Linked DNA regions of Mus musculus: all the other regions are linked to region 6. Evidence: chromatin loops called from intact Hi-C (ENCODE). Cell type or tissue: heart. All regions are shown on one strand. Each heading gives the region's core, and the rest is flanking DNA. Links, peaks and the distances in the headings are about the cores only. Region 1 has its middle 24 kb from the start of D130051D11Rik. Region 2 has its middle 4.2 kb from the start of Gm34622. Region 3 has its middle 19 kb from the start of Wnt7b. Region 4 holds the start of Trmu (tRNA 5-methylaminomethyl-2-thiouridylate methyltransferase). Region 5 holds the start of Ppara (peroxisome proliferator activated receptor alpha). Region 6 holds the start of Cdpf1 (cysteine rich, DPF motif domain containing 1).

Region 1 (4,963 bases), core at 425-4,424, 200 kb after region 6:
CTAATTCTTGTCCCCAACGACACTTCCTGCCTGCTGGTGTGTCCTAGGTTTTTCTCTAATAAGTAGCCAGAACAGCTCCGCATGTGATGGGCCTGACCTTGGACCTGTGTCCACAGGCTCCCTCAATGGGTCTCAGTGTAATCCGGACAGGGCCAGTTTCTTCTCTATTTATTTTCAGGGTGCATGGATATTCTCCAGGTAGGATTTGGGAAAAGATAGTGAGCCCGGGCAACTCTGTGGTTGGGTGGGTGGAGTTGGAGGACAGCGTTTCACTCCCTCTGGGGCAAGGTGAGAAGTGTGTGCTCATCTTAGGAGGGGTCCCCTGGCCCAGGCAGGGGAGGACCCACCGATGTGGCCCCAAAAGCACCAGTTTGTCAGTGCCTGTGTTCTCAGACGTCTTTTGGACGGGAAGCTTAATTGCTCCATTCTCCAGATGAGAAAATCAAGGCTCCAAGAGTGCTCTCTAATACTGTCACTGGGTCAACGGCTAGGGAGCTCTCCTGGTCACCTTTAGTGCATCCCCCCACCCCAAGCTGTCCTTACAGTTTCCCGATCATGTGGCTGATCAAGTCATCGAGAAGCCCAATGCTTCTGGACGGGTGCCATTTGACAGCAGGGTACATCTCAGTGTGCCTAATGCTTCTGTATTTTGCAGGAGGGGACATGGGCTGGAGAGGGTCAGGGCTTGGCAACTCTGCCCTTCATTTCTCCGGCCTCCCTCACGTCTGGCCATTTTGTTCCAGCTCTTGAAATATCTGCTCTGCCCTCCCGGAAGCTGCTGGCTTCAGGCAGGACCGTTCCTCCTATCTGCTCAGTCCAATTCAGTCTTGTCACCTCCCTGTAGCGGTCACTGGACAGAAACTGGGATGTGCTGTCCACCCTGGCTGGGCTCCTGGGTGGCCAGGAGGCTCTTGGAAAGCCCTCTTCATCCCCACTCATGGAACTCTTGCAGCTCTTTTCCGGAATGGCTTCCCGATGAGGTAATGCTTCTTGCAGACGGGAGGAGGTCCTGGAGAATGGCCGCCAGTGGCCTCCTTGCCTGGGCGACCTGCCCAAGGCACAAAATGAGCCCTTTTTGGTGGCTGAAAGGAAGACCAGGCCCTAGACTCCAGACCTTCATTCGTCACCCAGCCTTGAGCTGAGACTATCCTAGTCCTGGGCTGAGCCTGTAGCCTCAACCAAGGGGAAACTAAGGCCTGAGGGGGGAGGGGCCGGCTACACTCAGAGCCCCAGAAAGAATCCACAGCTACTCCTGTTTGACACTCTGAGGGACAAGGAAAGCCTCCTGGTTCACCCTCTTGGGTCTGAGGAGTCTCTCTGACTGTTAAGCTTCTGTTAAGGAGCTGGGTGGATGCTCGCCCAGAGGACGACTGCTGGGTTATCCACTATCCGCTCTATATCCTGGGAGAGAGAGAAGCTGCAGAGAAAGCTACAGAGAGAAGCTGCGGTATGCCAGGAAAGTACTGAAGAGGCTTGATTCCTCACTCCTGCCCTGTGCCTGCCAGGCCCGGCACTGGTGATGAGGTCCCCAGTCCCCACATAGTCCAGAAGCACCCACACCTCAGGCTTGGAAAACAATATGAAACTTCTCACTTCTGAGGCTGGTGGCCGCAGTGCCTGGCACCTGGGGTTGGCACAGGAAGACCTTCAGGACTCAATAGCAGCACAACTTCAGTGCTTGGTGGGATTGGGACACGGGCTAGAAGATGACTCTGTGAAGCACTCAGGCCTAGTGTCTGCAGGCCCAGCTGGCCCTGTCCCCGATTTGAATTTATTGTGCAATGTTATCCAAGCCCCCCATCCCCCACCCCCTTCCCTGGCTGGGTCTCAATTTCCCCATCTGCAGACAGGAGGAGGGCAGGAGAGGCCTCAACTGGACTCCAGAGCGCCCCAGGTCTGGCGGCCCAGACCTGCAGCTGTGTGGGCGCAGCCTCTCTGGGCAGGAAGTTAATTTCCGCGTTGGAGGCGATGCCTGAAGTGGGCCCAGTGCTTGCTGCATGTTCAGATGAGGGCCGGGCTGGTGAAGTCATGTGGGAGGTAGCAGCAGAGGCAGGATCCAAGCCAAGATTTCTCTGCTGGCCTGGAGTGACCTTGTTCAGCCTCCCTTGCTCAGCAGCCCCCACCTCTCTTGCCTACACAAAGCTCTGGCTCTACAAGGGAAGACAGGTCCTCTTGGAAGGTGGGCCTGCACCCTCTTCTGCCCCCTGGTGGCTATGAGGACATATGGCAGTTTGGTCAGGACTTTGAAGGCTACAGGGCCATCATCCACCCAGAACCAGACACATGATCACCATCATCCCCCCACACAGGGCCAGACACCCACAGGGTCTCAAGAATACACAGGGATATAGACACCCACAAAGGCACAGACACCCACAGTACCAAGAACTCACAGAATTGGGAACCTACAGGGTCACTGACAATCAGAGCCACAATGGCCCACAGGACCTCAGGCACCCACATGATGGGCACCCGTAGGGATGGGGTACCGTCACTGGGAGGCCTGGTTATGACACACACCCCCCCCCAGGAGGAGGTCACTGCCACCTATGTCTCTGGAGTGTGCAGTTCAGGTCGGGAGTGGTTAGGGCCTACAGGAAATGCACAAAGATGGGAACAATGTTGAGAGGAAAAAAGTGCTCACCCAACCTGGGATCAGCCCTCTGGTGCTTCTGGCTGCAGTGTTGGGGGATGGACGAGAGGCCGAGGCACATGTCCTTTTAGCTCTCAATGGTGACAGTGAAGGGAAGGGCTCAGTGTGTTGTTCTTCCCATTGTCTCCTGACCCAGCAGCAGCAGCACAGGACAGACAGGCACCCACTAGCCTTGGCCTGATCCTGCAGCAGCAGGCTTTCAGAATGATGGACAATTTCTCTGAGGCCCTCCAAGTGCTGAAGGCCGTACTACAGTAGGGCTATATAAACCAGGGCGGCCAGCCCAGTCTGGCTCCTAGGAACTTAGTGCCTCCAATATCATCATCAGGGATAGGGGTGGACTGGTCAGTCTTTAGAATGTGCCAGAACGCTGGGGAGTTGGCTCAGCCATTAAGAGCTGCTCTTCCAGAGGACCTGGGTTTGATTCTTAGCACACGTATGGCCTCTCACTACTTACTACCTGTAATCCCAGTCCCAGGAGCTCTGACACCCTCTTCTGGTCTTGTCAGGTACTGAACATGCATGGTGCAAAGATCTACATGCAAACAAAACACCCACACACAGGAAAAAAAATGAAATCTTTAAAAAAAAAAAGAATTTCCAAGGTCTGCTCAGCGGCTTCTCCAGAATGCCCCCTCCCAGCACCCCTTTTCTTCTCCCACCCCCCAAATCCTGCCTGGGTCCTGTGGCTAAACCTCTTCCCCACCCCTGACCCTCACCAGGATACCTGGCTCAGGGAATGACAGGGTCCCACCAGTGCCATCACATTAGAACACCAATGGTCAACGCCCACGGGGGCCAAGCATCCATTGCACTGGCAGACAAACTGAGGCTACAATAGAGGATCTGGCAAGGCCAAGGACTAGCTAGACACAGACCTGGGGCTGGGGTGGATCTAGAGTCCAGGGATAGTCACCAGTCCAGAGTGATACTGACACTGTGACACTGGACCCCCCCAGAGGGAGGTTTCAGCCATCAACCCAACTGGGACCTCCTCCATATCTCCCACCCTGGAGTAGAGGAGGAAGGGTCATATCATGACGCCCTGACTTATGAGACAGGGCTGATAGAAAGAGAGGACCAGGGTGAAGACCTAGAACTTTCCATGTTCAAGTCCAGAAGACTGGGAATCTGATACTAGTGTCTGAGGGCACTGGGAATAAATCTCCATTACCCCTCCCCCCACCCCATTTGATGTCCCTTCTTCTCCATCTTCTAAAAAGGAGATACTTGGAGATTGAGAATGTCATGATTTGGGTTTATAGAGGAGCCATGACCCCCAGCAGATGCTCTGGTGGAAAAAGACAGCATGGCATGACCAGGAGAAGGAATTGGCCTACCGTGACTGGTGGTCCAGTGGCCTGGTAGGTTATCCAGTATACATCAGGGCAAGGTGCGCAGTGATGGGGGCAATTGCTCAACTCCTCTCCAGGCCTCTGCCCTCTCAGCTGGGCATCAATGAACAGCCATCCTAACCTCTCTGTATTTCATCAGGACAGTCCTTACTTCCCAGAGGACAATGGATTAACACATATGGAGAAGGGGCAGGGGATAGTCTAGCAATCCTAGAAGAGATGGTACATTGGTGCTGAGGAGAGAGATTCTAGATGAACAAGATCTGACCCAAGCTCTTGGGAGTTGACTGGGATGAGGGATGGCCATGCCAGCCCTCCCAGGAAGCCTGGTATAAGAAGTGACTCATATCAGGAGCTTGGGGAACAAGGTTCCTAGACCTTCATTGTATTACCAATAAGGATAGAAGATGGAGGGGAAACTCTCTCCATTGGAGCATACCAGGGCCTTCACGTGGGCTGGATCAGGCAGATGCAGTGAATAGTCTTAGGGCTGGTGGCTGACAGAGACTTTGTGAGCTTTGGTCTATGGACCTGGAGCAGGCTCCGAGCAGCCTGTGGAGTATTTATTATCATGCCCTGGTCTCTATCCTTTAATCCAGCCCAGGGCACCCAACAGAACAGGAACTACATAGATGTCAGAGGACCTAAGATGCTAGATGCAATTCTAAAAGCCTAGAAGTTATTGTCTGAGGGTTAAAATAAGTCTTATAATTCATCAAGGGGGTGGTGGTACACACACATTTAATCCCAGCACTTGGGAGGCAGAGGCAGGTGGATCTCATTCTGGTCTACAGAGTGAGTTCCAGGACAGCCAGAGTTGTGCAGAGAAACTCTGTCTTGAAAAACAAACCAACAGAAACAAAAAAGAAAACAAAAACAACAGCAGCAACAACAACATAATTCTAGGGCTGGAAGATGGCTCAGTGGTTAAGAGCACTGGCTGTTCTTCCAGAGG
Region 2 (4,963 bases), core at 312-4,311, 95 kb after region 6:
GGAGGTGAGAGAAGCTGATGATCAATCGTGCCAGAGCACCCTGAGGAAGGCTTAGTCAGGGAAGCATGAGATGTGGCCAAGGCCTGGCGGGACAGGGGACAGAGCAGCCTCAATCCCTCTATCCATCCCGTGTGTCCTTGTTACCCATCTATACAGGAGTGTGAGGTATACAGTGTCTCTGCCCTCCCTCAGACCTTTGCTACTTCTGTGCCCACTGTCCCCTTCACAAGACATGCCTCTCTTCTTCTCCACGAACTCCTATTCATCCTTTAGAGCCTAGGCTAAGATTTACCTCACTTGCCTGGGCTCGCTGAGTCTCAGCTCTATGCTAAGTGGGTGCTAGGGGATAGGAGTAGGGAAGATGGCGTTAAAGAGGAGCTCCAACCAGGCCCTATTGCAGGCACCTCCTCCACAGCATGAGTCTCCTTGGCTCTTGCCACCTATGTCCTTGTGATTCTCACTGCCCAAACAGGACTCCTCTGAGACTGCATGGCACATGACACACTGGATCCACTCAGAAGGTGGCAAAGGGAGCTCTGGAACAGAGAGGGACACTCAGTGCCAGGTTCTGGCCTCTCTGGGGTGGTGGCCAGTGCATATGGTTGCACTCTCACCCTGCGGGTTACAGACAGGTCTCCTGTCTGTGACTGGCTCCCCTCTGTCCCAGTAACTCCCAAGCCTCCTAGTGGCAGGACTTGTGGGCATCTGGGTAGAAGAGCTGGGGCAGAGAGGAGGAGAGAGATGGAGTCTGGGAGGCTCCCTGGAGATGAGAAGTCACTCAGGGCAGGTGGCGGCAAAGCCAGGGTTTATGTAATACACAGCCACAAGTGCTTTTTTTTTAAAGATATATTTATTTATTTATTATATGTAAGTACACTGTAGCTGACTTCAGACACACCAGAAGAGGGCGGCAGACCTCATTATGGGTGGTTGTGAGCCACCATGTGGTTGCTGAGATTTGAACTCAGGACCTTCGGAAGAGCAGTCGGCGCTCTTAACCACTGAGCCATCTCGCCAACCCCACAAGTGCTTTTGATGGGTGCCTTGCAGGCTGTAGACCTTAGGAAGGTCTGGCCTCCTTTACAATGCATCCCCTGCCACCCCACAGCACCCCAACATTCTCATCCTTAAGCTGGGAGTTAACATCAGGATGTGGAAACAGATGCAATATCGGAGAGCTCCCAGACAGCCAGGCGATTCGTGTTCACAAAGGCTGAGAGTGGAGGCCGGGAAAAGCTGACCAGAGGAGGGCCTGGTGTGAGCTGAGACTATACACTTGTGGTCCCCTGTGGCAGGGAAGGCTGGAGGGAGAGTGTCACACTGGCACCAGGAGTGAGCACACCAGTGATAGGAGAGGTTGAGCTTTGGCACGAACAGGCCAGCAGGTTCCCCTCAGTGGGACATGGGCCAGTCAGGTTACACAAGGTGCCAGGATTTCCTCCTATCTGTGTCACAAGGCTGTCCCTGAATTGCCTCCCTTCCCTACCACAACATCTTTGCCGGTCCAGAGCTTTGGAGCCTCCCTTGGGGCCTAGTGACCCTCTCGGAGATCACTGTCCCTGATCACTGGCTTCTCTGTCTTGATATCCTCATCTGGGAAGCGCAGGTGAGAGCCAACCTCTACCTCTGTACTGGGGCCACCTCCCACCCACCACCATAGTGGGTGTCAACCTTCCTAATGCTGCAACCCTTAATACAGTAGTTAGTTCTTCATGCTGTGGTGACCCCCAACCATAAAATTATCATCGTGGACTATCTTATTATCTTACCTGTAACTTTGCTACTGTCATGAATCATAATGTAAAGATCTGTCTTTTCCAGTGGTCCCGTGAAAGGGTCGTTCAGCCCCCAAAGGGGTCATGACCCAGAGGTTGAGAACCACTGCATTGCTGAGACCAGTGGTCCGCAGGGTCCCCCCACCTTTCTCTTACTGTTTCACCTCCTGCTGAGTGTGACCTTGAGTCACATGACCTGTAGACAGCCTAAACCTGGTAGCACCCTCCACTTTGCGTGACAGCCCTCCTGGGGACATCCCTCTCAGTAGGGGCTGGTACATGGAAGAGTAAGGGAGAAGATAGGGATGGTTGGAGAGGTTAAACAGGCTTTCTTTGGGGCAATGGCTAGTTCTCTCAAACTAGGGAAGAGTAGGGATGTCTGTTTATGGATGGGGAAACTCAGAAAGGCAGAACACTGTGGTGAGCTGGGGTGGAGTTCTGACTCCCGTGACCCTGCAGAAGTGATGTGGAGGCAGGGGTTCATGTGGGTTGGAAGAGGACGCCACACCTGGAGACCTCACAGGAACCATTAGGTCTCCCCATCTACAGAGAGGAGGCGGCTAAGGACAGCACCCAAACTGCCTGCCTTTTACTATGGGCCTATTAGCGAGTGCAGGGCGCCACCTGGTGGACAGGACAAAAACTGCCTAGATTGGAGTGGCAAATTAAAAAGGTTACCAGTATGTGCCGGTTAGGTTTTTGACAACGTGTCACAGTCATCTGGGAAGAAGGAACCTCAATTAAGAAAATACCTCCATCAGACTGGCCTATAGGCAATTCTTTAGAGCATTTTTTAAAAATTAACGATTAATGTAGGAGGTCCCAGCCCACGACTAATAATGCCACTCCTAGACATTGGAAACGTGGGCTAAGCAAACCGTGGAGAGCAAACCAGTAGGCAGCAATCCTTCACGACCTATGCTTCAGCTCCTGCCTCCAGGTTTCTGACCTGGCCTCCCTGTTATCTGGAAGTATAAGATGAAAGAAACTCTTCCCTCCCCAAGTTGATTTTGATCATGGTTTTGACCACAGCAATAAATAGAAAGCAAGCCAAGCCTGTGCCTTTTTGTTACAGCCTGCAGAAGGTCTGGGAGCTCTCCGACCCCACCTAGGCTCACGATGTAACTCCCCCACCCCCAGCTTCTGCTTGGCTGAGTGTCCAGGCTACAGTGTCTTGGGGATAAAAGAGGCCACTGGCTCAGCCTTACAAGGCCCACAGGCCCCTGTCTCTGTCTCTCATAGTCTTTCTCCCAGTTCTGACCAAACTACAGCTGAGAAAACCCACTATTCCCAGAACACTTAGCAAAGCCAATCAGGACCAGGGACAGATGGGCTACACCTGGGCCTCACACTCGGAAGCCAGACTTCTACATCCCCCAAAGTCCCAGGTACAGGGAGACAGGGCAGCACTGATGATCAAGGGGCCTTGCCTGAATCTGGAAATGGCAAGTACTTCAGCTCTGTGTCTGGAGTCCCTGCCTTGTTCTGCCTTGGGGCCTAACTTAGGGCACTGAGTGGCACCTGGCTCTGAGCATGCACCCGGGTGCCCTTCCTTCTGCTACTCCTGAGCCTCCTCAAGGCTGGATCCCCACAGGACAGGCCACCACCCAGGGCTGGGCAGCCTGAGACTCTCCCTAGATGGCCATGTACAGGGGAAGGGATGGGGGCTGCAACTCCCCTGAGCAGCCACGGCTTCTCACTGGTGGACCACTATCTGCTGTGCTTCGGGGGGGGGTCCACTTTGGTTTGAGGACAGGGCCTGCAACCTCTCAAGACTCTCTGCCCACTTGAGACTTCTGCTGACTAAAGCCCCTGACATAGCTTCTGCTCTGTGGGAGCATGAGGGTACCAAATCAGCTTCCCCCTATACAGACCTTGTCAGAGCCTCCAGTGGCTCACTACTGCATGACTCCAAGAGAGGGCATGTGGAGGGGGGAGCAGAGCTGTACACCTTAGAAAAGTCTTCCCGGGCTGGTGTGATGGCTCAGCAGTTACGAGCACTGAGTGCTCTTCCATAGGTCCTGAGTTCAAATCTCAGCAACCACATGGTGGCTCACAACTATCCATAACGAGATCTGACGCCCTCTTCTGGAGTGTCTGAAGACAACTACAGTGTCTACATATAATAAATAAGTAAATAAACAAGTAAATAAATAAATATTTTTGAAAGAAAGAAAGAAAGGAAGGAAGGAAGGAAGGAAGAAAGGAAGGAAGAAAGAAAGAAAGGAAGGAAGGAAGAAAGGAAGGAAGAAAGAAAGGTCTTTGCTACATTCACTCCAGTAGTGCACTACAGGTTTAGAAACCTGGAAGCAGTCCTGAGACAAAGAGTTTCACGGAAACTTAGGCTCCTGGAACCTCGGCATTCCCATAGCCCATATACTCAAACCCTGTGTATTAGTCTGGTGTATGGATCTGTGTACTTTCTTGCATTATAGGTGCTTCCAAGTAATGATTTTACAAGTACTTAAATCAGGTTGAATTTTACGCCCTGGCCTTCACCAATGTCCTAGAAAGTCCTTGAAGCCAACCCTAAGCTTGGAATTCAGTAAGAATGTTACCTATTCAGTAACACTCAAATTTACTTCTAGCAGAGACAGTGAAGATAATCAGGCATTACAATTTACTTGTATAGAGCTAGGAAAGCTCAGGGCTAATCTGCATAGTAATTACTTAGGACAACAGCCCAGTCACACCCAAACACAGGAATACACAATGGCCTAGGAAATAGGTGGGTTGTAGTACTATACATAAAACAGTTAGTAGAACAGAATACCCCTGGTGCAGGTTTTTCACTAGTCCCAGAGGAATAGCATAATCAGGTATTTACTAAAGGACCCCTGGTGGTGGGTTTAACAATAGACCAGCATTGCCTCAGAACATTCGCCAGGCTCCTGTGTTTAGCTGATCTTAATTAAGGGTTGTTCATATTCTCAGTTGTAAACACTGCCTGGCTTCTGCCATCTTTTTATGTATACATTTTCTTTGTTTTGTTTTAAGAACCAGTGTACCTTGACAGATATATTCGCCTAGCCTTCTTGTTTTTCTTCTGTATTAAAAGCCCGGTGTTCGCTTTGTGAAAATACATCCAGATACAGCACTCCCTTGTGTCTGTGTCCGTTTGTCACCTTTTTCATCGCCAACTCCATGCCCGCCTGTAATGGGAACCCCGAAATTTTTTCTGCAGATTG
Region 3 (4,963 bases), core at 661-4,660, 210 kb after region 6:
GCAGAAACAACGTTGCCAGCTCACACTAACTTCCTCACCCAAGCCCTTTCTTAGCTTGAAGGTCTCCCTCCTGTTCAAGGCAGGTCATGCCCCACCCCTAGCCACTGGCCTGTATGTCAGTTCAGGCTGACCTCAGACTTGTTACATAGTTGGGGATGACCTTGAACTCAGGGTCACCAACTTCTTCTCCCTAGAGGGGAGATTACAGAGGCACCCCACAGTGCTGGGCTTAGCCTATTCGTTGATGGCTGTCTCATCTATCCTAGCAGCCTGGACCCCATATACACCCTCCTGTTCAGTGATGCCCCTCCCACAGGGCAATGGCCCTCAGTTTTGGGGGGGGCGGGCAGGTGGAGACGTTCAGGAAAGGAGAAGCCCTCAAGGCTGGGTTCAGGGGAAGGCATCAGAGTTCAACCGATGGATAGGTCAATAGCCTCCTTGATTTCTGAAGGCCTGGTGTTGAGAAGACCCCTGGCACCTGGGTCTCTGAAACAGTTGATGGAATAGGGAGGCAGAGGGCAGGGGAAGGTTTCCGGGTCCAGGGAAGGATATAGCAGGCGTAGAATAAAGAGGCAGTACTCAGTACCAGCTTGGGGCCGGGTGGAGGTGGGAGTGGGGGGCAGAGCTAGGCCTTCAGGGAATGATGAAGGGCATGAAGGGTTATAAGGGAGGGCCTGCCAGGCTCACTGGTACCCACAGTGCTCACACAGGGGAAGTATTCAGGGAGCCAATGGCCTCTTTGTCAGGTGGGTATATCCACCTGGTGTGGGGGATGGGCCTCCATACCCAGGACTGGTATCCCGCACACTCTTGCTATAGAGTCTTCGATGTTCCAGGAGGCAAAGCAGAGAATCTGGTTTGGTTCCCCCCCACCCCCACCCCCACCCCCAAAGAACCCAGGGCCTTATACACTGCAGGCCAGTACTCTGCTCCTGAGGCACACCCCCAGGTCTTTTAAAAGATGAAATTCAGAGGTAGTGCCTGACTATGTAGCTCACACTGGAGCTTTCTGCTTTGAGATCCTGAGTATTAGGATTTTCAGCACATGCTGCCACAGACAACTCGGGACAGCTTTTGGTTTGGTTTTGTTTTTTTTGTTTTTTGGTTTTTTTTGTTTTGGTTTTGGCTTTTTCCAGACGGGGTTTCCCTGTATAGCCCCGGCTGTCCTGGAACTCACTCTGTAGACCAGACTGTCCTCGAACTCAGATATTCATCGGCCTCTGCCTCCCAAGTGCCATGTGCCACCACTGCCTGGCCTGGGACAGTTTTTAATCCTAAATGATACTTTGAAAAGTGAGACAGACAACATTTGAAGGGAAATTAACAGAAGATTCTAGAAACAAGGTCCCTAGCCAGAGTGAGCCCAGACCCCAGTAATGGCTGTATATGAAAGTAAAGAGTCAGGGCCTAGGCTGGTACTGCTGAGATGCAGCTCAGACCCTCAGAAAAGAACAGCAGCATTCTGAGGAATGAGGGGCAGGGGTGAACGACAGCTGTAACCACACAGAAGCTGTGACCATGTGACCCAGAGCATCCTGGGCCCTTAACAGACACGGTATCCAGACTGGGGTCCTGGATCATACCTGCCAGAACAGGTGGATGCCAGTCCAAACACATGTGTGCAGGTGCTAAGGACCGTACTTTACCTCATGAGCAAGGTCATAGAGTCAGCTGTGGACAGACGAAAATGGTTTCTTCCAGCTGAGACACACCATTTTTCTCTATAGTTGTCCACACAGGAGGTGTTCTTTGAAGCTTTGGTACATGGGCTGAGGAGGGAGAGAAGGAGGGGGCTGGGGGTAGAAAGGACCTGGTTCAGGGCAGGAGCCATGGGATAAAGAGACTTATGAGTTCCCAGGCTGGACGGCTGCACCCGCCATTGTCTCCTGAGAGTATAGGGTCCAAATTCCCATGGGACTAGTGGTTGGACATGTTCTTCTCAGATGAGGAGTTGGCCAGGACCAGGGTCATTTCTCCTTGGATTAGGACTTGGCTGCTCCCTTGGTCTTCTCGACCTTGTCCAGGCAAACAAAATCCTCTGATTGGTTACTGTCAGAGGTGCTGGGATGGTGCCCTGGAGACGGAGCAAGTGTGTAGACGAAGGAAGGACGGACGGGACAGCACCAGCCCCCCTCTCCCCATATCCAGCTTCCACATCCCAGCCCCCCCCCACCCCTGACTAAGGAGCACCAGGGCTCAGGCTGCTTCTGTAGCTTTCCCAGTCCCTGCCCCCCCCCGCCCCCCCCGCAGGCCCCACCCGCCCTGCGCAGCAGCTGCTTCCGGCCAGACTAGCAGACAATGTGTTGGCGGGTGGCCCGGGGCCAGGACCATCCATCCCCCCCAGCCCCACAGGAAGACAGAGCACAGAAGAGGAGCCACTGTGTCCCCGAGTGAACCCACTGCCCAGGCACTGGGATTTAGAACTTCAGATTCCAGGGGGAGGAGCCTCTCGGGTGACTCAAACTGATTCCTCCAGCCTTGAACCCGTTGGGACTCTGGAGCACTGCCTTGTGGGAGGGGGGTGGAAGAAAGTAAGAGGGGGTCAGAGAATCTTGGCTTGGACTTTCTTTTCTTTTGGTAGCCTTGGCCTCAGACTGGGCAAGCCTTCCCTACCATGGTGCCCTTGCATGGCTGTGTCCTTGGCACTGTAGATCTGTTGAGATTGTGCCACCCAGGTCTACTCCAGGGTCCACACTCTTCTCTACCCGCCCTCCTGCCCTTCCTGACAGCGTCCCTTCCGGTCAGGCGTTCCTGTTCAGATGCTGTCTGTCCTTCCTACAGGCCCCGCCCCTCTCCTGTCTCCTCCCACCTCTCCTGAGCCCACATCCCTCATCTCATAGCCGCAGTGCTTGCCTGTTTGTCTCCCCGTCCCTCATAAATACCCCGGAAGGACAGACCCTACCCTTCCTAGGTCTTAGCATAAAACCCATGCACTTAGTAGGTCCTCACAGAGGACTGACAGATTGCTGAATAAGTTGTTTCCTGAGTGTGCTGGCTCCTCCCTGCCAGGCCTGCCCTCCCCAGTGGGGGCCCATCTCTGCCTCCCCCCTCCTCTGGCTGGCTGCAGGGTCTTCCCTCAAACCCTGACAATGAACTCAAGGAAAGAATGCAGTCCACTTGCCCAGCCTTACAGAGGGGTGGAGCCTAGTGACTGACGGACCGCTTGCCACGCACATGGATGTTATAATAGCAACAGCGATGGCCCAACAGTAGTAATAAAACGTCACAGAAAGAAAAGAAGCTAGCAGGGGAGAGGAAGGAGGGTGACCCTCACAGGACACTACAAGGCTGTGGAATGGCCACACAGGTAACCCCCTCGGAAAGGTCAGCATGGCAGAGCACGACTATCTTACCTGCAAACCCACTTCCAGACCTGAGTCTTGGAGGATTGACAGTAAGGCCTGGATTAGATTCATGAGTACCCAGGCTCACAGCAGCCAAAGGGACCTGGGTGAGCCAAGTGTCTGGAGACAATTATATGGATCGCCAGTTCCTTGGTGGCCACCTGGGGGCTGGGTTGGCCACTGATGTTCCCATTCCAGCACCCTGAACCTCAGGGGGTGACGTCACAGCGTACAGACCCCTTGGTCCCCAGGGCTGTAGCTTCAAATACGCACCCTATCACTGTTCACGGTGATTCATCCCCGTTTCTGATATCTTTACAAGCCAGCACCAATCTGGTCCCCATGAGTCATCCCTAGAGCCTTCAGGAAAGCACGATGCCACAGAGGCAAAAGCCACACAGCCTTTGGCCTGGCAGCCAGGCCCCTCGAGAGTCCAAAATCTGCCCCTTCCCCTCTGTATCAGGAGTGTGGTCCAGCTTCATGGTTAGGACCCAGTGTGCCCATTCCCGGCTACAGAGCGCCCTCTGGTGGAGCTACTGGGAGTTGTCAGGCCATAGAGAAGGAATCCAGAACTGGGCAAATTCCTGAAGGTCAAGGACATTTGGAGGACCACAGGGTGGGGACTGACTGGCCAGGAGCTGGAGCTGCCTGAGATCACCAACTGTCCCCATGACTTCCATGGAAAATGGGTCCAAGCTGTGGCTCTTTCCCAGGGACTATGATATGGTGAGGACAGTTTGCAAACTGGACTCCACAGAAGACATTGCCAACCATCTCATTCTCAAAAGCCCTGCGACTATCTTCCTTATCACCGCCACCATCATCATCATCACCACCACCATCATCATCACCACTATCATCGTCATCACCATCACTGCCTGTGCTGGATAGTTTTATGTCAACTTGACCCAAGCTGGAGTCACCAGAGAGGAGGGAACCTCAATTGAGAAAATGTCTCTGTAAAGGGCTACAGGCAAACCTATGGGGGCATTTTCATACTTAGTGATTGATTCATTGGGGGTGGGGCTGGTCCTGGATTCTATAGGAAAGGAGGCCGAGCAAGCCACGGGGAGCTGTAAGCCAGGAAGCAGAGGATGTCACACTTCATTCCTTTGCTCTGGCCTTCCTATACTGTCTTAGACAAAAGTTCTTTATAAAATTACCTCATAGATCAAATATCACACAAAAGGGGAGTTACAGAAGGATGTTGATAGTAAGTTCAAAGCAGCGCTTCACTCTGTAAGCTCATTATAAGTTCAAAGCAGCAGTTTCACATAGCCTGGCTTTATCATAGTGCGCACTTGTGGCCTCATCCTTGGACAATCTGACGCAGACCCATATCCCACACCTGGGATTAAAACAAAAACATAATCACATTACACAAGTGGGTTTTTAAAGAAGCCCAAATTCTCGCTATGTAGGTCCTCTGTGTTGGCCAAGCTCACCTTTGTCCCTCGAAGCCAGACTTCTCTCACCGGACCTGCCTGGCTCACTCTTGGAGCTCGGCACTGAGAAGTGAGAACCCCATCTCTAGCCATGTGCATCTCCTCAGGCTCTCAGGGACCAGCTGTTGTCAGTTTCCATGGCATCTCCAAAGGACAATGGCTTCTGGCCACAGC
Region 4 (4,963 bases), core at 596-4,595, 68 kb before region 6:
TTTGATTATTGCCCCCTCCTCCAAAAAATTCCAGGGATTTTGCTGACAAACCTTTAACAAATAAAATACCACACTCAGGGGGCTGGAGAGATGGCTCAGCAGTTAAGAGCACTGACTGCTCTTCCAGAGGTCCTGAATTCAATTCCTAGCAACCACATGGTGGCTCACAACCATCTGTAATGGGATTCGATGCCCTCTTCTGGTGTGTTTGAAGACAGCTACAGTGTACTCATATAAAATAAACAAGTAATTCTTAAAAAAAAAAACCACACTCATTAAAGTCCCACACAGCCTGGTATGAGATGAGGCCCTCTTTTGTGTCTGGAGGCACCTGACTGTGCTCTACTGTAGAGATTAACCATGCTGGGCTCAGCTCTTGAGGTGGTCTTACACGTAACTTACTAATGCAGAGATGGCATAATACAATCCTGTGTCCCAAGAGCTAATACAATGCCCAGGGCATAAGGAGAGCCAAAACCCCACAAGCTTGTAACATGAACAAACTCTACGCAGAGTTTTAGAACCCCACCATTCCCATGCTACATCTGCCTGGTCAATTGTCTCACAGAGGGACAAGACCCACATGCATGGAGCCAGGCACTCAAGGACTGGTCAACTTTCTACGGATTGCAGTATGGGACATCACCTCTAAGAGCCCTCGATGCCGAAATGAGAGGATGGTTTTCTTTCCTCTGATACCGTCCATCAATTTCTTTCATGAAAAAAATCCAAGGAAGGGTAAAAGTTAGATGTAGCAGCCTGAGGGGAGAGAGCCTTTGTTTTGGCTAGGTTCCCACTGTTATGATAAACACCACGATCAACAGCATCTTGGAGAGGAAAGGATTTATTTGGCCCTAAAGGTCACAGTCTACCATCAGGGGAAGCTGGGGCAGGAACTCAGGTCAGGAACCTGAAGGCAGAATTGAATCATAGGTTATAAAAGAATACTGCTTATGGGCTTGTTTCTTTGGCCTGCTCAGCCTGTTTTCTTATAAAACCTAGGACCACCTGCCCAGAGATAGCATTACTCCTAATGGAACGAGGCTTCCTACACCAATTATTAAGAGAAGGCCCCACTGACTAGCCTACAGGCCAGGGTGATGACAGTTTCTCAGCTGAGGTTCCCTCCTACCAGAGGACCCTAACATGTCACATAGTTTTAATGTGACATAAAAACTAGGCAGCAGTTGATCTCCCTTTAGTAGTAAAAGATAAATCTGTAAGAATGATGCCAACCTTTGCCACTTCCCAAAGCATCTAGTTACACAGTTCTCATTGGAAACCTTCAAAGACTCACACTGCCTACTCAACATTACCCCAAATTCCTTAATACCGTCAGCTTCACTAACCCCACTATATCCTATTCTGGCCGGCACTCTCTCCTCTGCCTCCTGCCTGTGTTACTGCAGCCAGTTCTTTGTAGAGAAATGCTTCCCTCTTCCTTTCTCACCATAGTACACACCTGTATCCTGTGGCTCTTTTACTCTGTCATAACAGCTGTGATTATAAAAGAATCGCTCCTGCTTTCCGATATATCTCACATTGTATAGCTAACCCTTTCAATACATACTGTGCCATTTAATCATTCCAGTCATCCCATATTACGGGTCATCCCATTTTTACTGGGGGGTGCTTAGTTAACTTGCCCAAGCCCAGGCTCCTGGCCCCGCGCCTCTGCACCCCGCGTGCCCCGGGGAAGATGATCCACGGCTGAGGGGGACTCCATTAAAAGCCGCCAAGGTGAATGCGGAGAGGTTGACACAAGGTGGGGCCACACAGCAGGAGGAATGTACACCGGTCGTTGGAATCAGATCCGAACCCTAAGGACCCATGAGGCTACATCTACAAGTCAGGAAGAACTGGTAGCTGTTCGGAGTGAAGTTTGTCATCCAACGAAGGAGAACACTGGAGTGATTTTGTCATTAGAGTTGGCGGTGTCCTCGCCTGGAGGCCCGCGGAGTCTGCAAAAGGCCAGGCCTCAGACCTGGAGGAGCCCAAGCTCCTGTCCCCAGTGAGGAACCCTGGCCTCACCTCTCCGCCGCAACAGCAGCGCCGCCACCGCGCTGTCCACACCGCCAGACAGGGCGCACACGACGTGCCGCAGCGCCGACATCAGGCTACACCGCGAGCTTTCTGGCTGCGTCCAAGCTACGCCGGAAGTCCCAGCCTCCGGGGGACGGGGGGGACGGGGGGGGGGGGCGTCCTCACTCTTCACCCGGCGGGAAACGTGCTCCGCTCACCCAGTGTTCTGCAGGCTTTTGGGTTCCGCGCGGCGGATCGGCCGAGGAGCACTAGGTGGCAGCATGTCCCAGATAGGCCAGCGATGAGTTGGTCGGGTCCGGCTTCTTAGCCACCACTCGCTGCCCTTGCGACGTTTTCTTCTGTGCTCAGCTGGCGCTCCTGGGTCAGCTGCACCAGGAACAGCCTCCGCTCGGGCTTGAGGTCTCAAAGGCGTTCCTGGGCACACACAAGGTCGAGATGCTGTGTCGGCCGCTGGCTCCTCCTGTTTACCCGCTGGAGGGACAGGGCTGTCAACACGTTCTCATTGGATTCTAGATGCTTGCGGGCCTGGCGGGTGCAGAGCCAGTGGAGGACAAAGCATAGTGGACCGTTGCTCAGTAAGGCTTTGCTAGCAGCTCAGTCAACGGGTTGGAGTAGGGGATGGGAGCGTAGTTAACCAGACCCAGACAGTAGCTGGGAAGGATGGGCCACGGAAGACTGGGAGAGTTTGGAGTCGCACCTGTTCATCCTGGTGCCTGTGATTTAAGAGTGTTTGTTTCGTGGGCCATTCTTGGAGGACGAACGAGCACTCTGCGGGGATCAGCTCTAACGAGTGGATGCTTTGGGGACCTCAGGCTGGAGCTGTGGCTCTTCCTGAATTGATTGTGGGGGGCCTCGCACATGACAGATGTTGAGTGGCTGCTGGAAGAAAATAGATACGAGTCCTGGGACAGAAAGAGAGAGAGAGAGAGAGAGAGAAGAGAGAGAGAGAGAGAGAGAGAGAGAGAGAGAGAGAGAGAGAGAGAGAGAGACAAAAGGGCAGGGGGTCATGTCTGTGGAGTGTTCTAGCCTTGAGGACCAGGACCTCCCTTCTTGGGTATGGGCATTTAGTATAGCAAATCTCACTTTTCCTACCAGAACCTATGATAGGGCCAACCACAAAGTAGCAGAAACCAGACAAACCTATGTTAGAATTTTTGTCTACTTGACACAAGCTAGGGGTGGGGGGACATCAATTGAGAAAATGCTTCCATTAGATTGGCCCTTAGACAAGTCTGTGAGATTTGTTGATTGATGTGAGAGCCACACCAGTGCAGGTGATCTTGGGTTGTAAAAGAAGGCAAACTAATCAAGCCATGCGGAGCAAGCCAGTAAGCAGTGTTCCTCCATGGCCTCTGCTTCAGTTCCTGTCAAAATTCCGTCTCTAACTTTCCTTCAGGTTGGTCTGTGATTCGGATGTGCAAACCACATAAATAAACCCTTTCCTCCCTGCGCTGCTGTTGGCCAGTATTTTCTTACACTAGAGAGAAAACTGGGGCGTTTCTTTTTCCTGCACAAGGTGTTTTTTGCTTCCCTATAACTCCCAAAGTCTGCAGTGTGATACACCATGGACAGGAAAGTGCTGTGCGGCACCAACCCAAATGGTATGTGGGCTTCAGGAACACTGCCCCCCCACAATGGTAAGAAATTACAGGGAAGCAAGCCTCTGCCATCTCCGAGGGTGGGGCTTTGGTCATCAGCCTACATCAGTATACTTCATGCCAGCCCCTCAGCTCAAGTCTCCAGTGTGTCCCAAAGCTGACCCTTCTGAACAGCCAGCCGAGGAGCTATGAAGAAGAACGTAGGGGAAAGCCACCTTTGAGCATCTTCAGAGGGGAAAGCAGAGGGACTGCAGCATATGCTGCCAAAAACCAGATGCCCCGGTAGACAGAGCAGAGTACGGCCGCATGAGGACAAGGCGTGCGCTGAGCCAGGGCTAAGTACAGACATCACCAAGGTAGCCTAGTTAGTTATTCATAGGTTAATGTCCTCTCCCCACCAAACACACCAAGGAAGGATGCAGCCACTCCTTACCCAACAGTACCCTAAGGGAAATGTAGCCCTGCCCCTACTGCAAACCCAGCTTTCTTAAATGAGTTCAATTCTACATTTCCTTTTTCCCCTGTGTGATAGGTGTGAGTGGGTCAGGGAAGGTGAGGGCCATTTACAGCGCTAATGTTCAGGACTCCAGAGTTTACTGCCCACTGGGGAAGAATCTGCTGCCATCCCTCCAGGGTCCTTGGCATCTTGGCAGACCTTTTATAAGGTCTGTGCCCTACCTCACTTTGCCACTGCTGTGTCTAGGACCCCACTCCAGCTGGCAGCTTTGGGTTCACCTCATTAACCAGAGAATGAGAAACCCGTGCAGATCTCAGTCTCAGCTGACAATGGGTGGCCTCAGATTGAAGCACGGACATGAATGGGGTCCACACAGTGCTTTCTGCAGTCATCCATAGGTCAGTGGCTTCCAGGCAGCTAGTCTTTAACAGATGAGGCTTCAAGCATGGTACTAACTTCCCAGTGACTTTCCCCATGTCCCACATCACCTGGCTGTTGTGCTCCCAGAAGTGCCCTAGGGATGAGAGCTGCAGGCTTAGCCCAACTCTCAGACTGAAGCAGACCCTCCCTCATATCCCAATTCCCTTTACTCTCTGCACTCTAGCTGCCCAGAGCAGCCTGTGAAAGCTGTGGTCCTACCGTATCAGAATAAGCAATGCAGGTTATGCAGGCCCGGATGACAGGCTGGTGTACCTGGGGTGGGCTGGAGACTGATATTTATACCAATTTTATCCCCCTACATTATATAAAACTAAGGTTGGATAATGAAAGACTTCCGCAGTGTCTAGTGAATGAAAACAGCTCTACACGTCCAAATGTCAAGTGTAAACTCCAAGCATGCTTTAATAAACTTTATAATTTAATT
Region 5 (4,963 bases), core at 534-4,533, 76 kb after region 6:
TATACTAACGTATGTCTATATATGCATTGGCTAAATACTATATCTAAACCTAGTGAGTTATTAGACAGGCAGTTGAAGCAAAAATACATTGTTTTTTACATTCACATGGAAATATTTTTCTCAACTTAATAGTTAATAAAACAAAATAGAAACATGCTTTCTCTTCTCTCATTCTCTTCCCACCCTTTACACACATACACATAGCATACACACCTAGACACATACACACATACAAACACACATTGATACATGCACACACATATACACACATAAACTCTGTTTATAGGCTTGACAAACATAAGTTAAAAAGAACTACTTCAGCTTTCAGTACTTGGGAGCCTGAGGTGGGAATATAAAGAATTCAAGGCTAGCTAGCCTCTGCTACATAGCAAGTTCCAGGCTAGCATGGGTTACATCGCAGGCTCCTACCCTCCTGACAAACTATGAGTCTGGAGTGTTTCCATGCATGTTTAAGAGGTTGGAAAGGAGACACTTTGCTTTCCACTCTCAGTTCATGTCCCACTGGCTCTGGATTTTCATATGGTCACCAAGTCATACCCTTCTAGCTGCTTCTTGGGGGCCATCCCTGCCTGGCTAATGATGAAACTAACCGACTACTTCATTGAATTGATATGAAGACAGCCAAGAGACGGTCTTATGAGCCAGTTTATAAGCCAGTCAAGTAACACCATTTCTAACGCAATACCACCTTTTTAAACTACGCCGACGCAGCCTGCCATAAAGAAATGCGGTTCCCATGAAGCAAACGCACTTTCCCAGAACTGAAACATGGACTACCCATTTACCTGGCTTCCTGAGCCCTGAAAAGACATTTACTATTCCACCACAAAATAACCACTATCCAAGCCCTGTTGCTAGTCTGAAGTGCAACCAAAGACAGCGTTTACAATATTCCAGTCTGGAAGCCGTCCATTAATCCTCTTTACCTGTGATGACAACGTCTTGTTCCCGAACTTGACCAGCCACAAACGTCAGTTCACAGGGAAGGCAGGGCCTTGAACTTCAACTTGGCTGTAGAACGTTAAAGAAGGAACCGGTTACAATATGTTCTCTGGATCTCCCCCAACTCTCCACCACCTTGGGAAAGTCACTGTGACCCTGTTGCCTGCAACCACTACAGTGTCCCAGGGTCGCCCAAGAAAGTTCCGTGCTCCTCCCCCAAGGAGCCTTTCTGCTTTCCTTAGAGGAAGGGAGTAGGTTGGGGTTGGGGGCCCGTGAGCACCCCAGTGGCAGAGTGCCCCCAAAGACATTATATACCACCGTAGATTTTCTTTAGTATCTGAACATTCTCTCCTTTAAATTAAAAAAAAAAAAGTTTGGGAAAAGGAGAGGTGCAGTTATTTCAGGCTAGTTGGAGTGGATATTGGGGCAGAGTCACCCTCCGGACTAGCACACGGGCACTCCCGGCTCCCTTTACCCATATCAGGCCAGCCGCGCAGCCACTGCACAGAGGAGACTAAAGCTGGCCCCACACAGGACCCGCTGTGGCACTGGCCTCTGGAGGGCAGAGACATAGGGTAACTTTGGCATCGTCTCTACCCTACTGTTGGGGCCAACATCGCCCCACTACGATCAGGAGCAATGAGGAAACTAGTGTTCAAAGAGGGTCCGCTGCTGTTGACTCAAACCCACCGGCAGCGTTTCTCAGGTCCCCAGCAAAGCCTAGGCTGTGACCCCAGAATCAGTCTGTCAGGGAGCCTCCAGTTACCTCTCCTCTAAGTTCCCCGAGGGTCTCAGGAAACGCCTCCCGGTGAGATACGCCCAAATGCACCACGCCGTGAGAAGGGAGCGCCCCGATGTCCCCGCCCGTGTGCCCTCCCCTCCAGGGGACAACCAGAGGACCCAGCGTCGCTCCAGTTCCAGGACTCCACGAACCCTCCAGCCCCCAAAACAGCTGCGAACACCAATGTTCGGAGCCGGCGCACGGCGCTCCAGGGGACTCGAAGTGGCGGACAGTTCCGCGGGCCCTGAAAACTCGCACGCGTGTGCCCTTCCTAGCGTGTGCCCTCTCCAGTGGCTGTGGGTCTCCAGACCCGCGCCCCTAGTCCGCGCGCATGCGCCACCGAGCCCCTCCCCTCCCTGTCCACCCACCTCACTGTCCCGGGACAGGGGACGCCTGGCTCCCCGCCCTCGCGCGTGCCCTCCAGCCCCTGGGCACCTGAGGCTGCACTCCGCCTGCGGGTCCGCAGGGCCAAGCGCGCCCAGGAGGAGGCGCCAGGAGGGGCGTAAGCGGCTGCCTCCGCCCCCGTCACCCCTGTCGTGGGACCGTAGCGTCCGGGGCCCCGGCCCGGCACCGCCTACGCGCGCCCGTGCCAGCCGCGCCCCCACGACACGCGCCGCCCCTCGGACGTCCCCTGCGGGGTCCCGCGGCGAGGTGACCGCCCCGGAAACTCCGCCCCCTAGGCCCGGGCCCCGGCTCAGGGCGAGACACACCCCCTGGACGGCAGTGTCTGATTGGCTGCTGCGGGGGAGGGCGGGGCCTAAGAGGCCCGGGGCAGCTCTCCTCGATGCCCATTTAGTGCCTCGGGGCCCGGGCATCCGTTGGTAAACTGAGGCGGGTTAGGTGAAGGGACTGCCCAAGGTCACCCGACGGGGGAGAACAGTCGGTGGGAAGGGTGCGCCTTGGCGCGCACTCCCTCCTGCTCCCAGCCCCGCGCACCGGCCAGGACTGAAGTTCAAGGCTGCGGGTCTGGGTTGAGCTTTCCTCCGGGTGCCCTCGTTGAGCTGGTCTAGATCGCACAGCTTGTTCCCCGAGTCCCGGGAGTTCGTGGGGAGGTGGACGGACAGGCGGAATCTGATCTTTAGAGTCCCAGGATGAGAAATGGGGAGAAAGGAAGAGCGAGCTGGGGCACGCGGCAACAGGTGGCCAAGGTGCCAGGGTGGGTGTGGCGGGCGGGGAAGGCAGAGGCTGAAGGGCATCGAGGACGGTCGCAGGGAGGCGCGGCCGCTCTGACCCACCCTCCGCCTCTGCCCCGCCCCGGGCTGTGGCCCCTCTGCATACGCTTCAGGGGTTGAGGGGCTGACTGTGTCCAGCTCAGGCACTGGGGCTCTGCCAACTGACAGCGCAGGCGGGAGGCTGCAACTGGGAGCAGGCTGCGACCCAGAGCAGCCGCTTTGCTTGTGTCGTCCTTGGATCTTCAGTCACGGAATGCACATGCCCCCCGAGGTGCCAACGCCCCAGGACGCCGCTCCTTTGGGAACGAAATGTGTGCTATGCCAGCCCTCCTGTCTGTCCTCACGCTGGGCCTGCCACTATGCTATTTGTGGCGATGAGCGCCCAGGAGAGCCTACTAGGGAAAGGAAACTTTCAGCGCACATCTCCTTACCCTGGGAACTGGAGACCAGACCCTACAGGCACATTCAGGGACGTCTTTTAAACCCACCTTTGCTGATCAGCCTCATACCTGTGGTGAACTCTGCCCCACCTGCCAGACACCCACAGAACATTCCCTACTTGCCTACTGGCAAGCTCGCCTTTTCTTGCACGCAGTGGCCAGGAAATAGCTACTATTTGTATTATGCTTCGAAGCTTGCAAAACTGAGACCCTGGAGATGGTTGAATGGGTAAAGGTGCTTGCTACCAAGCCTGATGACCTGGATTCCAACCTGGGGACTCACACGGTGGAAGGAAAGAACCAACTCACATGCACACAAGCACACACACACACACACACACACACACCAGCTACTCTGCCACATACAATTTTAAAAAATGGAAAAATTAAAAGACCTTGCACAGTGACCTGTCTGTATGATTTCCTGAATGGCCCAGGGGATATTCAAAGACAACATTAGTCCATTTTCCTACCCTGGCCTGTATATAACAGTGAGCAAGAATGGCTGGAGGCTGCTTACGTAGATGCATCTCCAAAGGACATCCTCCCTAGTGTACCAGGTGGTTGGGGTGGCCACTGAAGAGAGGGTGCTTGGTTGTAGGTCCTGAGTTCCAAAGATCAGAGTCCACATGCAGGAATGCTGCCTTCTTTTGCAGAGTGTTCTGCTGTTAACCCAGTTCTACCAGACATTTGGAATAATCTGGAAAGAATGGTTCGGAATGAGAGGGGCCAGCAGAGTAACTGCTGAGCCCAGAGAACACAGAAAAAAAAAATGACAGTTGGAATTCTTGGAGCGCCCAAGGTTTCAAGATGAGAAAATATGGGGGTTTTGTTTGGTTTTGTTTGTTTTGACTCTCTGTCCAGAAGAATCACTTTGGAACATAGACTTCCTTCCACCCAGACTCTCTTAGAGATCCTGAACATCTCCTCCTCAAATGGCTCTCTGTCACCCATAAAGGACAGTGAATTTTGTTTGACAGACTGTATTGAGAGGAAAGGACTTGTCCTATAACCCCCCCCTCCAAGAAGCTATCTCAGAGGGTACATGCCTGACTCTGGGACACCTCTGCATCTTTTCTCTTTGCTTCCTAAGGTGTTGAGGGGTTCTAGATACACATACAACAGAGACACCATCTGTGCAGGGCTAAGTAGACACCGTTAATGTTCTTGTGTCCCCTCGTTGGCACATTAGTAACCACTGAAGAGTCTTGGGCCATGTGCTTTAGTTCACGCTGGATGTCACCTGCAAATGTGTTGGTCTATCCTGGGGTATAAGTGGCCCACGGGCTGCAGGTTAGCCACACTCATCCCTTCCCCCACATTTCCTGACCAGTTTGCAGGCTGATGAGAGAAAGCCAATCTATAAAGCCCTTGCTGCATGCATCCAGCCAGAGGTGGAAGGAAGGTGTAACGTGGGGGGAGTTTCCTGCAGTGAGTATGCACATAGTGGCTTAGAGCTCAATGCAGAAAGCATGGAAACCCTACTACCTGCTCTGCACCAGCGCTTGGAGATTCTCCCATGGGTCTGGGGTCCAGGCTCGTCTATGTTTACCTTGCAACTTATGTAAGACCTTTCCAGGAACCACCCAAGGCCTCTGAGGGTCACT
Region 6 (4,963 bases), core at 490-4,489:
TTACCCGGCTTGGTCTTATGTACGTTTGTATAAGTAACCACAGCTGCAGTGAACTCATGAGGCCAACGGCCATGACACTCCCAGAACACGGCACTGTATAAACGCCCCACCCGTTCTGCTGAGAGGTTCCTTGAGCCCCACTGGGGGTGGGGATGATAAGGATGTCCCACTGAGAGCTGAGCACTCAGTAGTCCAGCTGTTTTGTGTTGTGCTGAACTCTGCTAATGGCTTCGTTATAGAATCCCTCTTGCTGCTCAAATCGCAAGCTCATCTGGCACTTGCTTGGATCAGACAGTAGTGGGCACACGGAGATTCTGCCCCTCTTCTGTAAGAGGGTTTTATTCCCTATTTGATACAGTGCTTGCCACTGTCTGGGAGATTTGGAGATAGATGCATCTGGAAGAACTCTAAGACAACATCTTAAGGAGTAAGGAGTGGATCTTGAGTGGGTGGAAAAACATTCCCAGAAGCTGTAAGACTGTTGAAAGGAAATTCCCCCCAGGGGGGCTGGAGAGATGGCTCAGACATTAAAGAGCACCAGGGTTCCTGAGCTGAATTCCCAGCAACTACATGGTGGCTCACAATCATCTATAATGGGATCTGATGCCCTCTTCTGATGTGTGTGAAGCAAGTGACAGTGTACTCATATAACAAACAAACAAATCTAAAAGAAAGGAAGAGAGAAAGGAAGGAAGAAAGAGAGAAAGAGAGAGAGAAAGAAAGAAAGAAAGAAAGAAAGAAAGAAAGAAGAAAAGAAAAGAAAGCCCACACCGTTAAAGGCAGGCTATGTCCCTATGAGTTGCTAGCTAAGAAAACCCTTTAAGTCCCAGAAACTAGAAAGGCAATTTCCACTATTGTTGTCTGCATGCCAAAATTAAATGAAAATACTTATATATTGCAGGATATGGAGAAGTCAGGCTAAAACTGCTGAGGGAGTCCAGGCTGCTGAGGGAGAATTATTGCCAAGGATCCTACTTAGTTATGGATTCTATTATGTCACTGTGCCAGGCAAAGTATGTCTCCTGGTGCAATAGTGGTAAGCCAGTACTGATGTTGACAACACTTTCTGGTTGGATTTGAGGCTTCACAGGAGGGAACCTATGTTTGGCCTTATAAACCTGTGCAAAAACTTGTGGCTGGTGGTCATAGGCTCCAGTGGGGACAGTACTGTAATTGTTTTGTTAAATGAACAGACATTCCTTCTAAATACTTGTATTTCTTACCCATAGATTACTGCTGCTATCTGCCTCAGGTGTGGAGGAAATTTCATCTTGACAAACTGTGGTAGTTACTGAGGAGACTCAAAACCAGTTAAATAACTGTGAACCAATGCCTACCCCCATGGCATAGTGGTCCAATGCCCAGCCAGAATGTAAGAAAAGAATTAGATTTCTATGTAACTCCTTCCAAGGTTCAGGGAACATTAGCCAGGAGGGGTAAATAAGAGTCACAAGAAGAAGTTAAGTGTTATATAGGCTTTTCTTGTAGATGGAAACATTCCCTCCTGGAGGCAGATCAGGACGTACAAGAATCAGAAAGCTCACTAAACTTAACTAAGTTAAGAATATCCATAAAGCCCCTTTCCCAAAACCGTGAGCAACTGCTGCAGGAGATAGGTGGAACTACTTCCAAATCGTGCAAAGTCCCAGAGACAGCTCGTAGGCCATCACTCCCACTGGGTAGACTTTTCAACGTTGCAGTTGCCTGAGTCCCTTCTCCCAGAAAATAACCCCAGTACATTCATTGGTGCACCAGGCAAGATTTAGGTAGAATATGTTTTTTTTTTCTGAAGCCCAGAGAGCTCTCCAGCCGCGACCCACAATCACTATAAGCTAGCAGCGGAAACGGAAGCGACAGTAAAGCTCTACCCCGGCAAGGACGCTCTTTTGGCTTTTCTTGCTTAAGGAGGCTGGGACAGAGTGGAGTTGCTTAGGCGCCATGAGGCAAACCGGGGGAAACCGGTAGTGTGGCGGAGCTTCAGCGGGTGATGAGATTGGGCTGCACAAATGCCATGGATCGAGGGCGGAGCCTCAGAGGAGCTAGGGCGGAGCCGCGCAGGCGCAGTGAGGCGGAACTAGTACTGTGGGCGGGCCACGCAGGCGCTCTGGGGGTCCCGGAGGGGAGGTGGTGAGTTTGCGGGGCAGTGTGCTGCAGGAACGCGCGTGGCTAGCTGGAAATGTCCCCTCTGTGTTCCGGCTCGCTGGATCTGTCCTCGGTGCCTCTGGAAGCCGAGGGGTGGGGGTGGGGGAGGCGTTAGACACCCAGCACGGGGAGGGCTGTGCGCGGGTGGCTCGGACCGTGGTGTATATGGTCGCCAGGCGGAGCCCTGTTGACCTGGGGAGACTCAGAGCGGGAGGAGGAGGCTCTGGCGGAGTCCCACTATCCTGGGACTGTCTCCTGACTGTCACCTGCTGCAAGGGCAGCGCGCCCAGCAGCCTCGGCGAGGGCCTGTGACGTGCGAATTAAGATACCACTAGCTAGGTTCGCGCACACCCAAAATAGAATTTCCGTTTTAGACGTCAGTCGGGACATCTGTCAGTTTCCAAGGCGCACATATGCTCCTTTCTGGCTCCAAAGCTCGGTTCTGTAGGACGCAAAGGGTTAGAGGCGGGCGCGCAGCTGGGGCTGGAGCTGGGGATGGGAACTTTGAAAGGCTAGTAGGAATTCCGATACAGCTCGATACAAATCCAAGAATCGCGTTTTCTCGAACTCATCAGACAGCTGCTGTTGCCATCAGACCACTGACCCAGCAATTTACGGAGAGGCGGGGCCTCCAAGGCCTTGAATATAGAAGTGCCATCAAACAGTTAAGAATGCAGCCTTATCAAGTGGACTAGGATACACCTCCCCACCCCAACCTCCTGGTGAGCCAATAGAAACACCCACCGTGGGCTTTTTTCCAGCATGCCCTGGGTGCTGATGGGTAAGACGAAGGACAGAACTGAAGTCTTTATAACTTTCCTGTAAACTGACCTGGGAAAGGCTGTGATTGCTGTATAAATTCATCTGCCTGGATCTTTCAAGGGGACCAAAGTTTCAGACTAACTTTGGTAGGGCAGGAAAGTATGCTCTATGGCAAGAGCAGATTCTTGCGTCCAGTGAAGGGAGGCGGCAGGAGGCACGTGAATCTGTCCTTAAATAGTATCAGAGAGGCCAGTACACCTAAGCACAAGTAAATGCGTAGCCAGTGTAGCAGAAGAACAGGAAAGGCAAACCCACTTCACTTACTGGGTTGATTCAGCACCAAGCAGCACAAGCCAAGCATACGTGTCCACAATGCTGCCTTTACCTTTACCACCTTACCAACAAACCCCAGTTTATAACTCAGATTGAGACCACAAGGAAGAGCAAAGAAACAGCTTTGCTGCCAAGGACCAAAATAGGCACAGAGCCACACACAGTGGAGATGTTAGATAGACCTATCAGATGGGGGGCGTTTAAAGCAAGCACAGTTAAGATGTTGAATGTGCTAGTGGAGAAGATGTATATACCATGCATATATGGATGGTGATTTCAGCAGATAAATAGTAGTGGGAAAAACAGGAAGAATGCCTTCAAGGGGCCTGCCAGCTGATGTGACTGAAGCCACTGAACTTGAAGGTAGTCTATAGAAATTATCCAAAATGGGGCTGGTGAGATGGTCTGACAGGTAGAGGTGACTGCTGCCAAGCCTGACCTGAATTTGATCTCAGATCCCACACGGTGAAAGGTGAGAACTGACTCCACGTTGGTAGTGTGGCACATTGCATACCTATGCAAAATCAGTCAATAAAAATATAATTAAAGGGCTGGAGAGACGGCTCAGCAGGTAAGAGCACTGACTGCTCTTCTGAAGGTCCTGAGTTCAAATCCCAGCAACCACATGGTGGTTCACAGCCATCCATAATGAGATCTGATGCCCTCTTCTGGTGTGTCTGAAGACAGCTATAATGTACTTATTTATAATAATAAATATTATTAATACAATAATATATTTATTATAATTATATATTAAACAATAATATAAATAAATCATATATATTTATATAATTAAAAAGTATGGCTAGCAGGATGGCTCAGGGGTTAAAGACATTTTAAAGCTGATGACCCAAGATTAATCCCCAGGACCTACATTGTAGAACGAAAGAATTTCTGCAAATTGTCTTCTGACCGATTCATGAATTTCATGAATGCACCACCCTCTTCCCAAATAAAATCTAGTTTAAGTCTGTGGGGATGTAAAATCATACTCTCATGTCACTGTAGCCCAGGCTGGGCACAGTCATTCCTGTGCACTTAGCAATCCCAGGCCACACTGACCAGGTGTTACCTGCTCCGAGCTTGCGCTTCCCAGTTAGGTAGGCTCACGCTTAGGTGAGTGAGCGATGAACAGCAGTCAGAGAGAAAAAGTGCAGTGGTTCTTCGGTTCTGATGGTGACACCCCTATCTCTTGATCTTGCAGATGGCATCTGAGACAGAGCCCCGCCCCCTGGGCACGTTTGAGTGCCAGCTTTGTGCCTTATCAGCTCCTTACAGCTATGTGGGGCAGAAGCCCCCAGACACCCAGGCTGTTGTGTGAGTATTCGTCCTGAGCCAGTGTGCGGGAGACTCTGTGCAGTGTTACTCGGCAGGCGCTATGTGGAGTGTGACACCTGGTTTGAGTGTTGTACTTTAGACGGGTCCTTGTCCTTGTTCTGGATGCCTCAGGTATATCCCAAGGAAGCCCCAGGCAAGGCTGGATATCTTTTTAACTCTTCTTCGAGGACTCTCTGCCCTCCCTGTGGCTGCAGCTGAGAGTTAAGGACTTGTTCTATGAATGAGGTGGAAGCCTTATGGCCTGGGCCAAATAGCAATGGAGGAACTTGGTGGCTTTTTCATGTGGGGCTGTGTCCTCTGCTGTCCCTGCTGGTGATACTTCTGGGCTGGGTGGGTACCCAGTGGTTCCTAAGGACCAACTTCTCAAGGGTCTGATTCCTGTAGGTCG

The links. A loop is a pair of places that touch in the nucleus more often than their neighbours do. Peaks named below come from ENCODE experiments on the same cell type or tissue, not always from the same donor. Only the 100,000 strongest peaks of a DNase experiment are listed, where the experiment ranks them.
Region 1: a loop joins it to region 6, with 2.6 times the contacts of the local background. A loop is called at or near these places in 3 of 42 quality-filtered maps.
Region 2: a loop joins it to region 6, with 3 times the contacts of the local background. A loop is called at or near these places in 4 of 42 quality-filtered maps.
Region 3: it touches region 6 in a loop (5-fold over the local background); 4 of 42 quality-filtered maps call a loop at or near these places.
Region 4: it touches region 6 in a loop (5-fold over the local background); 5 of 42 quality-filtered maps call a loop at or near these places.
Region 5: it touches region 6 in a loop (7-fold over the local background); 11 of 42 quality-filtered maps call a loop at or near these places.

Annotation. Positions count from the first base shown.
Region 1 is chr15:85,607,973-85,612,935 of GRCm38, reverse strand. No RefSeq gene overlaps it. Among named protein-coding and RNA genes, the nearest start is that of D130051D11Rik, 24 kb to the left of the region's middle. In heart, for the core only: CTCF peaks have their summits at 2,210 (motif pointing left) and 3,152 (motif pointing left); DNase peaks (open chromatin) are centred at 915, 2,025, 2,635 and 3,515; H3K27ac peaks cover 1,110 bases.
Region 2 is chr15:85,713,645-85,718,607 of GRCm38, reverse strand. No RefSeq gene overlaps it. Among named protein-coding and RNA genes, the nearest start is that of Gm34622, 4.2 kb to the right of the region's middle. In heart, for the core only: CTCF peaks have their summits at 686 and 2,401 (motif pointing left); DNase peaks (open chromatin) are centred at 527, 1,407, 1,817 and 2,327; H3K27me3 peaks cover 384 bases.
Region 3 is chr15:85,597,963-85,602,925 of GRCm38, reverse strand. No RefSeq gene overlaps it. Among named protein-coding and RNA genes, the nearest start is that of Wnt7b, 19 kb to the right of the region's middle. In heart, for the core only: no CTCF peak of the experiment used is centred there; DNase peaks (open chromatin) are centred at 2,005, 2,395, 2,755, 3,145 and 3 weaker places; H3K27ac peaks cover 674 bases; H3K27me3 peaks cover 703 bases.
Region 4 is chr15:85,876,527-85,881,489 of GRCm38, reverse strand. It overlaps Trmu (tRNA 5-methylaminomethyl-2-thiouridylate methyltransferase), which reads right to left and starts at 2,163. Exons shown (of 11, transcript NM_028063.2): 1 at 2,032-2,163. The coding sequence starts at 2,113. Gtse1 (G two S phase expressed protein 1) reads right to left here. Exons shown (of 12, transcript NM_001168672.1): 12 at 4,917-4,963. In heart, for the core only: CTCF peaks have their summits at 2,077 and 2,284 (motif pointing right); DNase peaks (open chromatin) are centred at 1,789 and 2,269; H3K4me3 peaks cover 2,077 bases; H3K27ac peaks cover 1,735 bases.
Region 5 is chr15:85,732,863-85,737,825 of GRCm38, reverse strand. It overlaps Ppara (peroxisome proliferator activated receptor alpha), which reads right to left and starts at 2,050. Exons shown (of 8, transcript NM_011144.6): 1 at 1,730-2,050; 2 at 948-1,032. In heart, for the core only: a CTCF peak has its summit at 2,227 (motif pointing right); DNase peaks (open chromatin) are centred at 1,142, 2,355 and 3,145; H3K4me3 peaks cover 2,019 bases; H3K27ac peaks cover 1,164 bases; H3K27me3 peaks cover 3,370 bases.
Region 6 is chr15:85,808,803-85,813,765 of GRCm38, reverse strand. It overlaps Cdpf1 (cysteine rich, DPF motif domain containing 1), which reads left to right and starts at 2,069. Exons shown (of 5, transcript NM_197998.2): 1 at 2,069-2,127; 2 at 2,718-2,864; 3 at 4,442-4,554. The coding sequence starts at 4,442. In heart, for the core only: CTCF peaks have their summits at 1,978 and 2,317; DNase peaks (open chromatin) are centred at 2,055, 2,825 and 4,489; H3K4me3 peaks cover 2,108 bases; H3K27ac peaks cover 2,315 bases.